4 separate regions of the Mus musculus genome follow, and all the other regions are linked to region 4. Evidence: chromatin loops called from intact Hi-C (ENCODE). Cell type or tissue: heart. All regions are shown on one strand. Links, peaks and the distances in the headings refer to the core of each region. The heading gives the core; the rest is flanking DNA. Region 1 holds the start of Gab2 (growth factor receptor bound protein 2-associated protein 2). Region 2 overlaps Gab2 (growth factor receptor bound protein 2-associated protein 2). Region 3 overlaps Gab2 (growth factor receptor bound protein 2-associated protein 2). Region 4 overlaps Gab2 (growth factor receptor bound protein 2-associated protein 2).

Region 1 (4,702 bases), core at 819-3,318, 170 kb before region 4:
TGAGAGTCTGAAGACAGAGCCAGGGAGCCCAACAACAGTCATGCTCCCTGTGTGCAGCTAGCACCTCTGGGCACCCACTAATAAGGACAGACAATGAAAGTCAGGGCAGAAGAGCAGGGGCACTATGTGTAGCCCCTGCTGAGTTTTGGAGAAGGATTGGGACATTCTGAAGATTCCCCAAACCGGAGCTCTGTAACTGTTATATTTCAAGACCCTTTCTGTTTTTGATCACATAACACCAGACTGCCAATTTCATGAACTTAAAAATAACAACCCGTCTTTGCTAAACAAAACCAACCCAGACTAATAGTTGATGAGTCTCCCCGCCTGTGTCTTAAATCTCACAATTCTCGGATTAGTATTCCCGCTCTCCTAGGAGAGGGTAGGGCATATGTCTGCTTGACTTCCATCACAACCCTAGGTGCAGCCAGTCTTTGCAGATTTCTCAGGCTGCAATCCTGGAGATTTGGCACCAGGACTCAAATGTGAATGGAATCAGGGTTGCTTTGTTGTGACTGGGAGTCACTGCCTCCTGGTTGACTTGGCAGACTAAGTATTTTGATATTTATGTCTCACAAAGTGTTTAAGGTCCTGGGAGCCAGAGGTTTTAAAATGGCCATAATTCTAGTGGTGGCTTAAGAATCCCTAAATTAAAAAGTCAAGGGTGATTATGGTCCCAGATACAGCCTAAGCATTCTAGCTTCATGTTCTGTGGAGCTACTCTGGATACTTGAAGGTCAGTGGAATGGGTCAAAGGTCCCTTCATCTCTCAGAGTGACTAGAATTGCTAAGCACAGGTAGGAATCAGCTTTTATAATTGAAATGGTTAAAGATTCCCCAATCCAAACAAAATCTGTTAGACTAAAAGATGTCCAACTATCTAAAATAACTAGCTTTGGTGCACCCAGAGAGAAGACTAAAATAATCCAGAAAACAAAGGTTATGCTGAGGCATTGCAAGATGCTGCCTCTCCGGTTCATGCATCAACCACACAACTCCCTGTTGATAAAGTGGGTTACTAAGCAACTTCATGAGAAACTAGAAGGGAACCTACCTTTTAAATGCTGTTTGGAAAGGTACTTTGTGAGTTAAAAAAAGAACTCTTACCAAAGGTTTTGGTTTTGCTTTTCTTTTTCCTCCACTTTCCCCCTGGAGCACTGGTGTTGGGTGTTTGCTTCCTGGTCCTTTATCTCAACCCTCTCAGCACAAGCCAGTGAGAAAAAGATCTCTATATTCACATTTATATAGGAGAGATCTCTTATAAAGTCAATGAGTGGAAACTCTGGACATTTTTATCACAATTTCTTGTTCTTTTATACCTCCTTGTTTTCCAATTCATTGTGTTCTGCAAAACTTACAGTTTCCTTTTACTGGATTCAGTTTTCCCAGAGGCACTATGGGAGAGCGCCAGCTGGACTTTGTTTCTCAGCAATAAGATCTAGTCCCGTCCAGTCCCCCCACACCCCCCCCCCAAGCACCCTTTGATCTACAGACATTACTGCAGTAATGTCACTCTGGGAAAAAAAAAAAAAAACAGGAGAGAAGATTCCCCTCCCCTCCTCCCAAAACACCTGGATTAGAAAGGCCTGCATTGTGTCAGCTGTGTGGCTTCAGGCTATCTGTAAAATGGGTATAATTATGACCTATCCAATTTGTAAGGCAGTGAAGATAATCGCTGTGGAAGGTGAATGCAGTAAGCTCCCAGCACACAGTATGTCTGTTTGCTGCTTCTCTGGCCTAGAGATGTGAGAGTTAACTTACAGTGAAGCAGGACTCATTTCAGCCAGAATCGGACTTACTGAAACCTGAAACTGTGGGAATGGACAGGAAACCGGAGCAGTCCTTGGATCTCTGTCCTACTCTTCCACGACGCTGGGGAAGAGGGGTTGAGCATAGGCTCAACGTTCGACCTAGGGTGGATAGCCTCTGGCCTTCCCTCACCCTAGCACCGGCACCACCCAGAGGTCTTCACGACCCCGCCTGCAGCTCCAGGCTTAGAGGGGGGAAAAAACCAACAACAGCCACCAAGACCCTGAGGACGCAGCTGCTGGCGACAGCTCGTCTCACGGCCTCCGGGCCTGTGGGGTCCAGGCTAACTGGCCTCTGCGCCGGCTGCCCTCGGGGACCTCGCGGGGCTGTGGGCGTGGCGAGCGCCCGCCTGCTGAGGCGCCCTGGTGGGGCTGTGTGTGTGTGTGTGTGCGCGCGCGCGCGCGCGGCCGGAGGGCGGGGGGGGGGGGTGGAACTCGAGCGCGCGCAGGCAGCCGGGCCCGCGCGCCTCACTGCCTCGTCCTCGCCCCGGGGCTGCCGGGCCCCTCCCCTCCCCCGCGAGCCGCGCACCGGCAGCCGGCTGACCCAGCAGCCCGCGCCCGCGCCCTTGTCCGCGCGAGCCGGCGGCGGGCTCCAGTTTAGCCGGCGACATGAGCGGCGGCGGCGGCGACGACGTGGTGTGTACCGGCTGGCTGAGGAAATCGCCTCCCGAGAAGAAGTTGAGGCGCTATGTGAGTGAGGCGAGCGGGCGAGCGGGCGCGGCCCGGCGGGAGGGCGGCCGGGGGCTGTCCCGCGGCCTCGGAGATGGGGGCGCTGAGAGAGGCCGGGCGCGGCGAGCCGGGGCCCCGCGGCCTCCGAGGGCGAGAGCGGCGGGCGCGAGTGGGGCGCCTCACACCTGTCACAGGTGCGCCGCCGAGGGGCGGGGCGCAGGTCGGGGCTGCGGCTGCCGCCTGCCTCCCCGAGAACTCCTCGCTCGCCGAGCCGAAGTTTGGAGCGATTGTTCCGGGCGACCGGGAGAGTAAAACGCCCGGGGCCGAAGGAGCCGAGTCGCCCCGATCGGGAGGGTAGGCTGAGGGGCCGCGCGGCCCCGGGCCCACAAAGGGCGAGGCGCCGGCGCCCCTCTCCCGGTCCCTTTCTCTGTCCGCCCCTCCCCGGTGGCCGCCTTGCTTCCTTCCAGTCTGCGGCCACTACATCACGGGCAGCGTCAGCGGCATGTGCAGCGCTTGTATTAAGTGACTCATTTGTTTGTCCCCCTTCTTTCCCATTATTCCGAATGTTTCTCACATACCCCCCCCCCCCACACACACACACCGCGGTCCTCCGCCCCACGGGGTGACACTGCAGTTTGGTCCTCAATAACTGGCCAGAGTTTTGTGTCGTCTGGTGTCTGGGGTCTGAAGATGTGGCTCTGAATTGCTAGGTGGTGCGAGCTGGCTGTGTGTAGTGAAATTGGTGGGACGGGCCGTCCCCTCTACGTGAGAAACTGGCAGTTGGGGTCGGGGCACCCACTTCTTGTCTACCGAGCTCAGAGAACAAAATGGTGCCAGGATCCGAGATTGGGGTAGTCTGAGGAGTTTAGAAACGGAAAGTCCGTTAAAGGAGTGCAGGTCCTCCCATCTTCTCGCTCTCCACTTGCCAAGAATCGTCCTTGTTCTGCTGCCTGGGAGTGCTGGACTCTGAGAAATCACTCCCACAGCCTGGAAGTGAGCGGTCGCTTCCAGCTGCAGTGCATCAAGGGAGCTCCCAACAGACCCTGCCCTCTGTCAGCTGCACTAGTGGCTGGCCATGGGGGACAGAAGCTTACCAGAGTTTCCTGTCTCTACTCCCCAGATCAGAATCAAGGGACTTCTGGCCTCTGGACTGAGGAAGTGACATTCTGTTTTTCAAAGGAAGTGTTGTTGGGGAGTGCAAGTGTGTCAATGAAACCAGGCTCTGACTTAGGTCACTTGCTTGCTGGGAAGAGGGGGCAGGGGGAAGGGCAGGGAATCTAAGGATTTAGTGCATGCCTTTTGAAAATGGACAGAGATTTGGCATACAGTAATATAGTAGGGGTGTTTAAGCTTGAAAGCTCATTTGGGGGGGGGAGTTGATATGAGTAAAATATTTTAATTACTAGGAGCTTTTTCTTTTGTTTTGTTCTGTTGCCTGTTGCTGTAGCCTAGGCTTGAACTGCCAGCACTTACACTTGGGAAACAAGAGACAGGAGGATCAGAGGTTCAAAACCAGCCTAGCTTGCTACTTGAGACCCTGTCTCTCATTTGCATACCAAACAACACACACACACACACACACACACACACACACGCACGCACGCACGCGCGTGCCCATCATGGATGCACACAACTTCAAGATGGCTTAATGGGTAAAAGCAGTGTCCCTTAAGCCTGTTGACTTATGTTTGATCCTCTGGAACCCATATAAAGATGGAAGAAGAGTTCTGACCTACACACTCACGCTGTGGTGTCGCGTACACTCACACAGTCTCTCATATACACAATAATAGTTAAGAAAATTGTGTGGGGTGACTTTGTCGGGATTGGGTGGGGTGGTTGTTCACGCCTACAGGCATGAGCATGCATCCAGTATCTGGAAGATGGAGGCTGGAGTGGCAGGCGTTCAAGATCATCCTGGACTGCTTAGTGAGCTCAAGGCCAATCCAGACTACATGACCTGCCGCTGAAATAGTGTCCAGTTTAAAAAAATAAAATAAAGATTTCAGATTAGAAAGGAATGTAGCATAGTTGATAGAACGTTTGCTTAGCATACAAGATGTCCTGGGTTTTATCCGAGTACATCATAAACAAGTGCTGGGTGGCACAAGGCTGTAATCCCAGCATTCCAAGGGGGAGGGGGAAGGAGGATTAGAAGTTCAGGTCATCCTTGAATTTGAGAAAACAAACAGAAATACTACTTTAGAGATCTTTGGAACTTTGTT
Region 2 (4,702 bases), core at 1,081-3,580, 50 kb after region 4:
TCATATGGAAAAACTTTTGGAGGAATCACCATCCCTGACCTCAAGCTGTACTACAGAGCAATAGTGATTAGTGATAAAAAAGAAAAACAAAAACTGCATGGTATTGGCAAAAAGACAGACAGATCGATCAGTGGAATAGAGTTGGAGACCTAGAAATAAAACCACACACTTATGGACACTTGATCTTTGGCAAAGAAGCCAAAAATGTACAATGGAAAAAAGAAAGCATCTTTAATAAATGGTGCTGGTCTAACTGGCAGTCGGTATGTAGAAAAATGAAAATAGATCCATATTTGTCAGTTTGCACAAAGCTCAAGTCCAAGGAGATCAAAGACTTCAACATAAAACAAGATACACTGGGTCATCTCATGTTTTAACGTCTGTGACACATACTCATAGAACGGGCTCATCTGGGATTGGGATTGGAAGATGGTCCAAGTGACTTAAGATTGCTAGTGACAGATGGTCATTAAAATGCTAAGTGGTAGTTAATCTTTTTACAAATATTTACACATTATTTTCCCTTAAATGAGAAATATACTTAAGCCAGGAGTGGTGGCACATGCCTTTTATCCCAGCACTTGGGAGGCAGAGAATTCATGGCCAGCCTAGTCTACAAAGCAAGTTCCAGGACAGCTAGGACTACACAGAGAAACCCTATCTTAAACACACACACACAGGGTGGGGAGAAATATTCATTAAAAATCAAAGTGGACTTTCCATCATTAATATACCTACAGTCTAGTAGAGTAGAACAAAAGCAAAATCACAGTACAGTGTGAGTCATGACTATATGAAAATGTATAAAAGAGGAAATAAAAATTATGCAGCTAAAAAATAACAAACTTCTTTTTTTTAAAAAAAAGATGTATTTATTTATTATATGTAAGTACACTATAGCTGTCTTCAGACACTCCAGAAGAGGGCATCAGATTTCATTACGGATGGTTGTGAGCCACCATGTGATTGCTGGGATTTGAACTCGGGACCTTCGGAAGAGCAGTCGGTGCTCTTAACCCCTGAGCCATCTCGCCAGCCCAATAACAAACTTCTTTAAAGTCTGAGAAAGTAAGTGTCAGGTCAGTCATTAGCACTCTGATCCAGAAGAAAAATCAGAAGGAAATAAGTTGGAGTAGATTGGGTAAGACCTGAACATGTGAAAAATCATTATGGGTAATCATCATCATTTCTGGTTTCCCAAGACCAGAGTCAAGGCAGAAATGAATTGAAGAAGGAAGGTGTCTTCCTTAGGGTTTTACTGCTGTGAACAGACACCATGACCAAGGCAAGTCTTATAAAAAGCAACATTTACTTGGGACTGGCTTACAGGTTCAGAGGTTCAGTCCATTATCATCAAGGTGGGAACATGGCAGTATCCAGGCAGGCATGGAACAGGCAGAGCTGAGAATTCTACATCTTCATCCAAAGGCTGCTAGTAGAAGACTGACTTCCAGGCAACTAGGGTGAGGGTCTTAAGCCCACACCCACAGTGACAGACCTACTCCAACCAGGTCACACCTATTCCAACAAGGCCACACCTCCAAATGGTGCCACTCCCTGGTCCAAGAATTTACAAACCATCACAGAAGGTGACTGGTGCATTCTGGAAAATGTTCATTTTTACTGCAGAACAACACACCTAGGAGGTTCTGCCACTGCTGGGGCGTCTTCCTGAACTGCAATCTTTATATAGCTAAATCCCACTAACCCCACTTTTTAAATTAACAGATACTATTGTATGATTTTATTACAATACTAGCTTCTGGTAGCCTCATTATGCTCTGTTCCTATGAGATTGGTAATTTGGATTCTATGTGCATGAGATGCAGTATCTGTGTTTCTGTCTGCCTTGCCTTCCAGCATGCTTCCTCCAGCCTGAGCAGCATGGAGAGCCTTAAAGTTGCCAAGTTGTTTTAAACATCTTTGGCCCCAAACTGAAATGCCTTTATTTTGTTTTGCTGTTCTTTTTTCTCGACTCACTCAGATGTGATGTCTGTGAAAAGGCCTTTCTAACATGACCCCACCAGGAAAGGTTAATATGTGGCCACTGACAGACTCATACTTGACTGTGGTAATTTGCAGGGATGGCATCTCCTGTGATTTCTAAGCACACAACACCTCTGTATCCATTGTGTCTAGCCTAGATGGGGAGGAAGACATCAACAAGTATTTGTCGAATGAAAAAATCAGATTAAGACATCTAATGAGAATTGGAAATTCAAAAACAATAATAAGATAAAACATACCAAGGACAAATATGAACACTCTGTACCTGCCATTGATTCTCCTGCCTCAGCTGTGATGTTTATCTATCCTGGGCCTTAGCTCTTGGCTTGGTTATGTGAATGGAAGTGACTGGAAAGGGAGAACAAACACAAAAACCTAGGTAGAGGGGCTGGTAAATTTGGGGGGACTGAATATTAGGACCACCAGTGGCCCATGTTAAGGGGAACCTGGCCAGCATACTTGGTTCCATTCATCTGTTTAAACTTCTAGGCACTGTTCTCTACTACCACCTGGTGGCCACATCTATAAATAGCAAGTTCCTCGCGAGGGAGCTAAGGGAAAGCAGATGATGATCCACCAGTGGTTCTCAGTTCAAACATCACCCAGGAGAACACAGAGGTGTGAGTGTGAACCTGCACCTTATTCTGGTAAAGTCTCCAAGAGCTTACTAGGTTTCTGAAGATACCTCTGGTCTACAAAAGACAGAACTACTGCTGAGGGTTGATTCCCTTGTCTCCCGCTCAGATGAAATCCTCCGAAGGATCATCAGAGACAGAAAGCAGGCCTGGTTCCCTGCTACTCATCCTCCAGCTTAACACAGTACTTATGCAGAACCCAGTTTAACAACCACTCTTGTGAAATGGAAGGCTTACAGAGCCTCTGACCCAGGTTGTAACTAAGACTAGGTCTCGTACCTAGGAGAACATCATGCTGATGTTCACAGGTAGCAATGCTAGGACTAAGTATAAACTTCCCTTCACTGTTACTGTCGTTAAAGGTGGCCTTGCTTCCCAGTACCATCATTTAAAATGAATAAAAGCAATACCATTTTCTACCCTACTAGAGTTCTCAAATGGAAGTCATTTTACCAACAGTTTTAGATTTCTGGAGAGAACCAGATTCTTCTCAACAAACCATGATTCCTGGTAGAAGATAAAGCCTATAGCTTAAATTTAAATTGGTTCTTTAAAATACAAGCACCAGTGCCCACGAGCGGACTTTAAAGAGAAAAAACTAAAACTCAGATTTTCTGTTTTCTCCCACAACTTGCCATATGTGTGCTCTTTGGTCATTCAGAGAGTGAGCAGGTTATCAGTATGACTGTTTATTTGCATCTCTGGGGCCCAGGAATGACCATATTCTCTGCTAGGAACAGCCACAGAGAAGTCCAGGGGCTCAAAAAGGTTAACATTGCTGGAGCATACACCTGCTAAATACACTAGAGTTGACTTCCTAAAGAATCTTCAGATGATTTGAATTACTATTTTGGAGATGCCTAAAGTAAAAGTCCTAAGATTACACAGTTAATATGTGGTAGGGACTAGGAAGAACTGGGGTCTGCCTGACTCCTCAGTATTCCCACAACAACGAGCTGCGTGCATTGAACATCCTCTGTCCTCTTCTCACTGTCCCCTTCTTGTCTCTCCTTTAGGAGTGCCAGCTTCTCTCAGGGCACCCGGCAGAAGAGTGATACAGCTGTGCAAAAACTTGCCCAGAGCAATGGACACTGTATCAACGGCGTCGGAGGTCAAGTCCATGGCTTCTATAGCCTTCCCAAGCCAAGCCGACACAATACAGAATTCAAAGACAGTACTTATGATCTCCCACGGAGCCTGGCTTCCCATGGCCACACCAAGAGCAGCCTCACAGGGTCTGAGACTGATAACGAGGATGTGTACACCTTCAAGATGCCCAGCAACACCCTGTGTCGGGAACTTGGAGACCTCCTTGTGGACAATATGGATGTCCCAACCACTCCTCTCTCAGCCTACCAGATCCCTAGAACTTTCACACTGGACAAGAACCACAATGCCATGACAGTGGCCACTCCTGGAGATTCAGCCATAGCTCCCCCACCCCGGCCACCCAAGCCAAGTCAGGCAGAAACACCTCAATGGGGCAGCATTCAGCAAAGACCTCCAATCAGCGAAAATAGCAGATCTGTAGCTGCTACTATCCCCAGGCGCAATACCCTCCCTGCAATGGACAACAGCCGACTCCATCGAGGTCAGTGTAATCTGGAGCTGAGACCAGAGGGCCAGGGAGGTGGGCCAGGCATTCTCAGTATATTGCTAGCCCATGGTCACCCCTAAGCCAAGGTAAACTTAAGGACTAATTAGTTCAGTGATAGCAGTTGATGCATCTTCTGTGCAATTTCCTTAGCAGTTGATCCTCCGCCTAGCTGTCAATATGACACCCACCATGGCAGAGGTATAGCAGACTCCACCTTGGAGATGTTGATATTTTGGGTTTGGAGGCTCAAATCATATTATTTTGTTTATTTAAAACTAAAACCAAAAATGTAAAAAAAATTAGAAGAAAAACAAAGTTAAAGAAAATAATACAAAATGGGATCTTCATGGTATTTTCATGTCATAGAATTTCTAGTTGAATTCTGAACCTGGACTTGAAGCCGCTAAGTTCTGTCCTCACTTATCACAGATAAATTCCAACTCTGCATACCTCCTCTGTTCAG
Region 3 (4,702 bases), core at 1,268-3,767, 75 kb before region 4:
CCATTATATAAACAAACTCAAAGACAAAAACCACATGATCATCTCGTTAGATGCAGAAAAAGCATTTGACAAGATCCAACACCCATTCATGATAAAAGTTCTGGAAAGATCAGGAATTCAAGGCCAATACCTAAACATGATAAAAGCAATCTACAGCAAACCAGTAGCCAACATCAAAGTAAATGGAGAGAAGCTGGAAGCAATCCCACTAAAATCAGGGACTAGACAAGGCTGCCCACTTTCTCCCTACCTTTTCAACATAGTACTTGAAGTATTAGCCAGAGCAATTCGACAACAAAAGGAGATCAAGGGGATACAAATTGGAAAAGAGGAAGTCAAAATATCACTTTTTGCAGATGATATGATAGTATATATAAGTGACCCTAAAAATTCCAACAGAGAACTCCTAAACCTGATAAACAGCTTCGGTGAAGTAGCTGGATATAAAATTAACTCAAACAAGTCAAAGACTCTTGATATTATATATTTGGCCATTTAATTTCCTCATATTTTTAATTCTTAACTACTTTCACTGTTTGATGATGTTTGCTGTTTTAATGTAACAAATGAAGTGGCAATCGTGGTGTTTATAGTTCCAAGATTTAAAATAAATAATACATAGATATTGTGCTGACAAGTTTTATGTCAACTGGGCACAAATTAGAGTCATTTTGGGAGAGAAAGCCTCCATTGAGAAAATACCCCCACCATATTGGCCTGTGGTGCATCTTCTTAATTGATAATTGATGTGAAAGGGCCCAGTTCACTGTAGGCAGTATTATCCTTGGGCTAGTGGTCCTGGGGAAAGCAGGCTGAGCAAAGCAAGACTGTAATCAAGACTTCAGGTGGCACTCATCCATAGCCTCTGCATCAGTTTCACCTCCAGGTTACTGCCTTCAATTCCTGCCATGACTTCTATGAATGATGAACTGCAATCTATAAAACAAAATAAACCCTTTCTTCCCTAAGTTGCTTTTGGTCATGGTGTTTTATCACAGGAATAGAAACCCTAATTAAGACAAATATCCATAAGCAAAGTGTAAAATCCTATTATTTATTTATATCATAAAGCAGTTTATCAGGGCTTTGGGTATTTAAACTACCTTCCACTCTGTCAAATAAAGATGAGGATATTAGCTTCACTCATGATTGCCCACCAAGTTCTAAAGTGTGGTGGGTAGCATGGAGTTGAAGTCCAACAGTGCTCTGTACATGGAGAGTATTCTAAACTACCAAGAATGTGAAGAGTAAGACAGGAGGAAGCTGGGATGAAATTATAGGGATTGTAGACCTTAAAAGGACCTTGTGAAGACTGAACAGAAAGACATAGAAAATGTGATTTCACTCAATTAAAAGAATTTCAAAGAAGCCTTTAGGAAAGAAGTACTCAGCTGCCTCAAATGCTGCCAAAGAAATGAGCAAAGATAAGAGCAACAACAACAAAGTGTCCATGGATTTACAGCAAAAGAAAGATCACCCACTGTGAAAACCTTGGTGTTTACCCTGCCCAGTCTCCCTAGACTCTAATCATACTGGACCACCTACATTTTGTTTGCCACTTGGCCTTTACATCTGTCTCCTGATGGGTATAAAGAATATACCACTGAAGAATTTTTGTTCTCAGACTATTCATTTTAATCTTGGAAGAATTACTTACCATAATGTCTCTGTGTGTTTGCACGATGCTTAGTAGTACGTTTTACCTTAGTACAGAACTTCTAAGTATACAAACTGCAGATACAAGATGAGGAATGTACCTTTGGGGCAGGTTAGGGTGAAGGTGGGTGTTGAGGACATTTGAGGACTCCACAGTCCCAAGCCAACTCTGAAATAAAGTTCAACATTGTTCCTTCTGCCTTCCATTTAAAATTGTGTTCAGTACTACAGGGGAAAGTACAGATGCTGGAGCTCCATGAACATTTAGCAGACTTTTAGGATTTTGTAGGTATAAGCAAAAGAGATGGCTCTGAAAACCAACTCTATCTTTAAGTTTCTGCTCTAACTGAAGAGCATGAAAGAGCTGGACATGAAACATCTGCCTTTAACTACTCACAGAAAGGTTCTTCCTCAAAATTTACAAATAATCACTTCCTAACAGCTCCCTTCTGTCCTCCTGATGTCACATTTTAGTTTCCCTATTTACACAGATCTCTAAGTGCAGATAGACGTCGACGTCGTGCACTTCATTGTCCCTTCTATACAGATTTTCCTAGCTGCATTGGAGGTGAGGCTCATTCCTTTTGAGCCCACATCCAGGTGAACATAGGGGTTGTTTGTTCTACTGGTTCATATTTCTCATCACATGAGTTGAACTATGTGTGTGAAGCACTGAGACTCTTACCTTCTCTCGGGGCTATAATAATCCCTGTGAATAGCCTAAAACACATTGAGAACTGATAAAGCCTACAGTGAAGTTTAAATCACACTAAGGGCCCCCAATAAGCTTATCTAGGTAAGTAACCCATGTTAGGTTGACCTCACTAGATGAAAGTGCAGGGAGGCCTGGTAACTTCCTGAGCCGCTTGTTGAAATGGCAGGCCCTTGCGGCTTGTTTCCAATAGCCTGTGTATTTTTAGTACTGCTTTTCATGTTAGCTTCCTGTTAACTACTTGCAGGAAATCTTTTCTTGGACATAATCTACCCATTTCCTGAAGTTTTCCTTTCCACATTGTGTCAGCTTGGGGATGAATCAAGTCAGCAGTTTTGGAGAAAGCTTGTTCTCTTCTCTGCCACAGCCTCTTTTGTGTGGAATACTAGTAAAGCTGCCTTTCTAGGGGAGATGGGGGAGGCAAGTCCTCAGTGTGTCAGACTCTGAGGCCTCCTGACACAAATGTGCTTTTGTGTGTGGAGGGGCATGTGTATGTGTTTTCCCCTGCCCAATGGACACTTTCATTAATTAGGTCTGGATGGTGTCTTCAGAGTTATAAACAATGGCAATGGAGATACAGAGCTGTCTCAGTGAGGCTATGGTGGCAGCTACTATATTTCCCTTTTTTGCCTCTGCCCCCACTCCTTTGTCCATTGTGAGTCTAGTCTGCTTTAAAGTAGCCTAGGTCCTCCATTGTCCCGTTCCAATTGCACAGACACTCCCTTCTTACCTTGAGAACTTTACACATAGAAGAGAGATTTTGTGTGTGTGTGACAAGCACAATAGCTCCTCATGTTGGCATGATGTTAAAACATGTGTTGACTCAAAGGGGACCTTTATACATGCTCAAGAGGATATAAACTAGATCAGTCATTATAGAAATCAGAATGGAGATTCTTTTTTTTTATTATTATTATTAGGTATTTTCCTCGTTTACATTTCCAATGCTATTCCAAAAGTCCCCCATCCCCACCCCCCCATCCCCTACCCACCCACTCCCCCTTTTTGGCCCTGGCGTTCCCCTGTACTGGGGCATATAAAGTTTGCAAGTCCAAAGGGCCTCTCTTTCCAGTGATGGCTGACTAGGCCATCTTTTGATACATATGCAGCTAGAGACAAGAGCTCCGGGGTACTGATTAGTTCATATTGTTGTTCCACATATAGGGTTGTAGTTCCCTTTAGCTCCTTGGGTACTTTCTCTAGCTCCTCCATTGGGGGCCGTGTGACCCATCCAATAGCTGACTGTGAGCATCCACTTCTGTGTTTGCTAGGCCCCGGCATAGTCTCACAAGAGACAGCTATATCTGGGTCCTTACAGCAAAATCTTGCTAGTGTATGCAATGGTGTCAGCGTTTGGAAGCTGATTATGGGATGGATTCCTGGATATGGCAATCACTAGATGGTCCATCCTTTTGTCACAGCTCCAAATTTTGTCTCTGTAACTCCTTCCATGGGTGTTTTGTTCCCATTTCTAGGAAGGAGCAAAGTGTCCACACTTTGGTCTTTGTTCTTCTTGAGTTTCATGCGTTTAGCAAATTGTATCTTATATCTTGGGTATCCTAGGTTTTGGGCTAATATCCACATATTGTGTGAGTACATATTGTGTGAGTTCCTTTGTGATTGGGTTACCTCACTCAGGATGATGCCCTCCAGGTCCATCCATTTGCCTAGGAATTTCATAAATTCATTCTTTTTAATAACTGAGTAGTACTCCATTGTGGAAATGTACCACATTTTATGTATCCATTCCTCTGTTGAGGGGCATCTGGGTTCTTTCCAGCTTCTGGCTATTATAAATAAGGCTGCTATGAACATAGTGGAGCATGTGTCCTTCTTACCGGTTGGGACATCTTCTGGATATATGCCCAGGAGAGGTACTGCGGGATCCTCCGGTAGTACTATGTCCAATTTTCTGAGGAATTTCCAGACTGATTTCCAGAGTGGTTGTACAAGCTTGCAATCCTACCAACAATGGAGGAGTGTTCCTCTTTCTCCACTCTGAGAGAGAGAGAGAGAGAGAGAGAGAGAGAGAGAGAGAGAGAGAGAGAGAGAGAGAAGAAAAAAAGAAAGAAAGAAGAGGAAGAGGAGGAGGAAGAGGTGGCAGTAGCAGCAGTGGTGGCAACAGAAGCCAAATCTACCACAGGACCCAGCTGTCTGTATTTATCCAAAGTCAGCATATTACAGAGATACTTAACACATTGTTTATTGCAACATTATTCGTAATAGCTAAATTATGGAACCAAACTAGACATTTAGCAACAGAGCAATGAATGGATAGTGAAAATGGGTATATAACATAATGGAATTTTTCAGCCATAGAAAAGAACCAATTCA
Region 4 (4,702 bases), core at 1,164-3,663:
TACTCCTTAGACTTTATCTGCCTCCCTTCCCCTTAAGGGTTATGATGGGATCCATTGAATGTTTCTGGTATTTTACCTTCAGCTGGAAGAGTTTCTATAGCAGATGGAGTCTTTTTTTTTTTTAATTTTTCAACTTTCTTGCCACCCCCAGATTCTTATTTCTACTGCTTCCCTGCAATTCCTCATGTATTCCAGCCAAACATCTAGTATAAAACCTGAAGGACCAAGCCAGACCAGGAGTAAAACTGAGTCTAAATATTCACACAGATTGGAGAAGACATCAGCTTCCTGACAAAGAGCTTCTTCCAAAAGGAAACACAGGCTAATGCGCCAGAAAGAAAAGAACAAAAAAATGCCAAAAAGATTTCATCTCATATATGTGGGACCCATTTTTGTTTTGTGTTTATATACAAAATTAAGACTCTCCCTCCCTCTAGGAATCAAAATGACTTTCAAAACTTAACATAAAAAAGCAGATAACTGCTCTGAGCTGTGTTTACCAATAGACATGTCTGGGTCCTCGCATTGGTGGCCAGGCACAGGCAGCTGTCCCTGACCAGATGTACCATGTACAAAAAGAACCAGCTTTCAGCTGAAAAAACTTGGATGAATTATTCATGTGCTGAGCAATCAGCCAGTGTTAGGAAAGCTCTCACCCTTTGAATTCTGAAATCTGAGGTCTGCTTTGCTTTTTTTTTTTCTTTTTCTTTTTTTTTCCAAATTTTTATTAGGTATTTACTTCATTTACATCTCAAATGCTATCCCAAAAGTCCCCTATACCCTCCTTCCCCACCCCTGCTCCCCTACCCACCCACTCCCACTTCTTGGCCCTGGTGTTTCCCCTGTACTGGGGCATATAAAGTTTGCAAGACTGATGGGCCTCTCTTCCCAATGATGGCCGACTAGGCCATCTTCTGCTACATATGCAGCTAGAGACACGAGCTCTGGGGGTACTGGTTAGTTCTTATTGTTGTTCTTCCTATAGGGTTGCAGACCCCTTCAGCTCCTTGGGTACTTTCTCTAGCTCCTCCATTGGGGGTCCTGTGTTCTATCCAATAGCTGACTGTGAGCATCCACTTCTGTGTTTGTCAGGCACTGGCATAGCCTCCTCCCCCCTTCACTTTTCAGTTGCTGCACAGGACCCACAGAGCCACTATGGAATCTGGCAGGTCATCTGTGCTGAAACCCAGGGTTTCTGCTTATTTGCAGTTTGACACCAAATAAGTAACTTTTTACCTCTTATGGTTTTATCATCTGGAAAATGGAAATGATTCATCATGGGGTTGTTGGAGAGGTTATACCAGATCACACAGGAAACATCAGGAAAATGTGTAGGAACAGTGGCTGCCAAGTGCTTCTTTCCATATAGTGAGGACGGTGGTGTAAAAGTAAAGATGTTCTTTGTATCTATAAAACAAGATAAACAGGATGTGATTTAAATATCTACCATTTTTAGAAAGCTTTCCTGTCAGCAAACCCTTCTGTAGTCTCATTTGAAACAAAAATGAAGTGACAAGGGGCAACTGACGTTATTTCTGTTGCACAAGGAGGAACAGGGAGATTTTGGAACAGAGACCTAAAAGCAGAGGTGCTGGGGCTAAGTCCCAAGGCTTTTACGCATCCTCAGACTATGTTTGCTAACTCCTCATTTGTTCTAACTCTTCACAGGCAAGTCTGGCATAGCTGCTTCTAAGTCACAAAATAGCCAGCCAGAAGGAAGAGCAGCAGGACGTTTATAAATCACTGACAACTGATTATTTTATAAGTGTAGTGATATTATAAAAGTGGCCTCTGACAGCTAAATTAGCAAACTAACATGGTCTGTCTCCAACTAGCCAGCAAGCCACTATGAATGAATTGGAGCTCAGGGAGTTTAGCTCACCAAAGTCCTATTTTGTAACTGGTAAAGATTTAGAAATAGGGCCAAAGCCTCTTCTATATTCTCTCCATGGAATTAGCTTTTCCTTTATCCTTTACCCCTTGGCAAGAGTTTTGTGACAATAGTTAGCCTAATTCTGTGGAATGAAATCCCAGAGTTCTAGATGTTTTCTTCTTCCACCTTTTCTCTACTAAAAAATATTTGATGAGGCTGCTCCCCAAAATCTGTTTTATAAATATTTAAGCTTCCAGTAATCCTTGAGTTTCCTATCTCTCTAGCAGACTATTTCAAGCCTTGGTTTTCATCTGGGGTCAGACAACACTCATAGGAATGCTTTGAGGAAATATGCAGCATCCTATGGAAGAATGTCAGTGGGGGGTCTTCAAACAGCTCATCCGTCTCTAGACCACCTATTCCTGCTAGACAGCAGAAAGAGCTGTGGGAGAGCTGCTGTCCACACAGATGCCTTCTGACAACCTTGTCCTCCCCTGCCACCCCATGATGAAAGTGGGTAGGAGAGTGAAAAATTAGGATAGAATAAGGCAGGGGAGAAATATTTCCCTTCTCATATGCCTGAGAGGCCTTTTCTTCCCTGTTCCCTCTCCCACCTTTTGGTGTTGTTTCTCTGAACTTAGATTCACAGCTTCTCTTGGGACCCTTCTTGGAAGCTGAGAGCCAGTGTGGGAGGCAAGAAGCAGAATCTCCCCAGACTACAACCCAGCTGTTGAGGAGCAAAGCAAAGAACAGGGTGGAGACTGACTCAAGCCCCAGGCCAGAGGTGGAGGCTGCTTTCTGAATCACCCACCCTTTTTTTTTTCCACTGAGACAATGAGGAAAATAAACATCCAGACCAGTTTCCAGCCAGCTCTGAAATTCCTGTTCCCTTTAAAAAAAAAAAAAAGTGTTATTACGAGCAGTTCTGAAGAATTAGATCTCCTTCATTATTATTATTTGTTTTTGTTGTTTGCAACTTGGTCTAGTCACCCAAAAAAAAAACAGGTCTTGAATTGAATATGAGCTACATAAATCTTCATAGAACTCTCTGTAGCCCTGACCTTCAGGAAAGTCCAGACTCTGGAGGAGGAAAAGGTGACTGGGAAAAACATGACCCCTTTCTCCATTCTAAGACTTGATCCGTCTTCCTGTTCTGTCTATTTATACGAGACACTCCCCCTCACCTCCCTAGCCAACCAGCATAGATTAAGTCTAGTGTTACCTGCCAAAACCCACAGACTGGGGAGTAGGAGCAGTCTGGTCCTGAGTTCTCAACTTTGGAAAGCTCGCAGATGTGTCTTGAGACTCCCGGCACCCACCCCTCCTGTTTTGTTGCTGTTCATGGATGACTTCCGATTACCCATTGTGAAGAAAGGTAGTAGTGATTTGTTGAAATTACCAGAGTACATTCCAAAATTCTGTATAACTTCAATTTTGGACTTATAATAATGGTAGAACTAGAATTTTGTGTTTAGTGGAAGAGGCGTTTGTATTAAAAGGTTGTCTTAGATCCCTGAAAATCTTAAGTCTGATTAAATATCCAGTCATAGTTATTCTTTTTTAATTAGATATTTTTTATTTACATTTCAAATGTCCCCTTTCCTAGTTTCCCCTCTGAGAATCCCCTATCCTCTCCCCCCACCCAATCCCCTGCTCCCCAACCTACCCACTCCTGCTTCCTGGCCCAGGTATGCCCCTATACTGGGACAAAGAACCTTTACAGGACCAAGGGCCTCTCTTCCCATTGATGACCGACTAGGCCATCCTCTGCTACATATGCAGTTAGAGCCACGAGTCCCTCCGTCTGTTTTATTTGATTAGTGGTTTAGTCCCAGGGAGCTCTGAGGTTACTGATTAGTTCATATTGTTGTTCCTCCTAGGGGGCTGCAAACACCTTCAGCTCCTTGGGTACTTTTCTTTAGCTCCTTCATTGGGGACCTTGTGCTCCATCTAATGGATGGCTGTGAGCATCCACTTCTGTATTTGTCAGGCACTGGCAGAGCCCCTCAGGAGACAGCTATATCAGGTTCCTGTCAGCAAGCTCTTGTTGGCATCTGCAATAGTGTCTGGGTTTAGTGGTTGTTTATGGGATGGATCCCCAGGTGGGGCAGTCCCTGGATGGTCATTCCTTCAGTCTCTGCTCCAAACTTTATCTCTGTTATTCTTAAGATGCTGAATGCTACAAAGCCTATAGATATAGTCATTTCTCCAAGATCTAAATTGAGAGACAAAGTCTCAATTTTAGATTTCAACTTTGTTACTTATTCAATGTGTAGATCTTATGAGATCTTCAACATTAAACTTGAAGTAATTTTAAACATTGGGTTTTTTTAATTACTTTTTTTACACTCCATATTTTATTCCCTCCCCCAGTCTACCCTCTGACTGTTCCACATCCCCTACCTCCTCCCTACCCCCTGTCTCCACGTGGATGTCCCCACCCCCCACCCTGCCTGACCTCTAAACTCCCTGGAACCTCCAGTCTCTTGGGGTTAGGTGCATCATCTCTGAATGAACACAGACCCGGAAGTCCTCTGCTTTATGTGTTGGGGGGACTCATATCATGTGGTGTATGTTGTGTGTTTGGTAGTCCAGTGTTTGAGAGTTCTCAGGGGTCCAGATTAACTGAGACTGCTAGTCCTCCTATGGGGTCACCCTCCTACTCAGCTTCTTTCAGCCTTCCCTAATTCAACAACAGGGGTCAGCAGCTTCTGTTCATTGGTTAGGTGCAAATATCTGCATCTGACTCTTTCAGCTGCTTGTTGGGTCTTTCAGAGAGCAATCATGATAGATCCCTTTTTGTGAGCACTGCATAGCATCAGGAATAGT

The links. Hi-C counts contacts between places; a loop is a spot of excess contacts. Peaks named below come from ENCODE experiments on the same cell type or tissue, not always from the same donor. Only the 100,000 strongest peaks of a DNase experiment are listed, where the experiment ranks them.
Region 1: it touches region 4 in a loop (6-fold over the local background); 5 of 42 quality-filtered maps call a loop at or near these places.
Region 2: a loop joins it to region 4, with 2.0 times the contacts of the local background. A loop is called at or near these places in 2 of 42 quality-filtered maps.
Region 3: a loop joins it to region 4, with 2.8 times the contacts of the local background. A loop is called at or near these places in 2 of 42 quality-filtered maps.

Annotation. Positions count from the first base shown.
Region 1 is chr7:97,079,409-97,084,110 of GRCm38, forward strand. It overlaps Gab2 (growth factor receptor bound protein 2-associated protein 2), which reads left to right and starts at 2,343. Exons shown (of 10, transcript NM_010248.2): 1 at 2,343-2,498. The coding sequence starts at 2,418. In heart, for the core only: a CTCF peak has its summit at 2,140; a DNase peak (open chromatin) is centred at 2,223; H3K4me3 peaks cover 1,753 bases; H3K27ac peaks cover 1,763 bases.
Region 2 is chr7:97,295,170-97,299,871 of GRCm38, forward strand. It overlaps Gab2 (growth factor receptor bound protein 2-associated protein 2), which reads left to right. Exons shown (of 10, transcript NM_010248.2): 4 at 3,659-4,233. Among named protein-coding and RNA genes, the nearest start is that of Usp35, 35 kb to the right of the region's middle. In heart, for the core only: no CTCF peak of the experiment used is centred there; a DNase peak (open chromatin) is centred at 2,512.
Region 3 is chr7:97,169,806-97,174,507 of GRCm38, forward strand. The region is part of intron 1 of Gab2 (growth factor receptor bound protein 2-associated protein 2); the gene reads left to right. Among named protein-coding and RNA genes, the nearest start is that of Gab2, 90 kb to the left of the region's middle. In heart, for the core only: no CTCF peak of the experiment used is centred there; a DNase peak (open chromatin) is centred at 2,536; H3K27ac peaks cover 972 bases.
Region 4 is chr7:97,245,258-97,249,959 of GRCm38, forward strand. The region is part of intron 2 of Gab2 (growth factor receptor bound protein 2-associated protein 2); the gene reads left to right. Among named protein-coding and RNA genes, the nearest start is that of Usp35, 84 kb to the right of the region's middle. In heart, for the core only: no CTCF peak of the experiment used is centred there; DNase peaks (open chromatin) are centred at 2,614 and 3,094.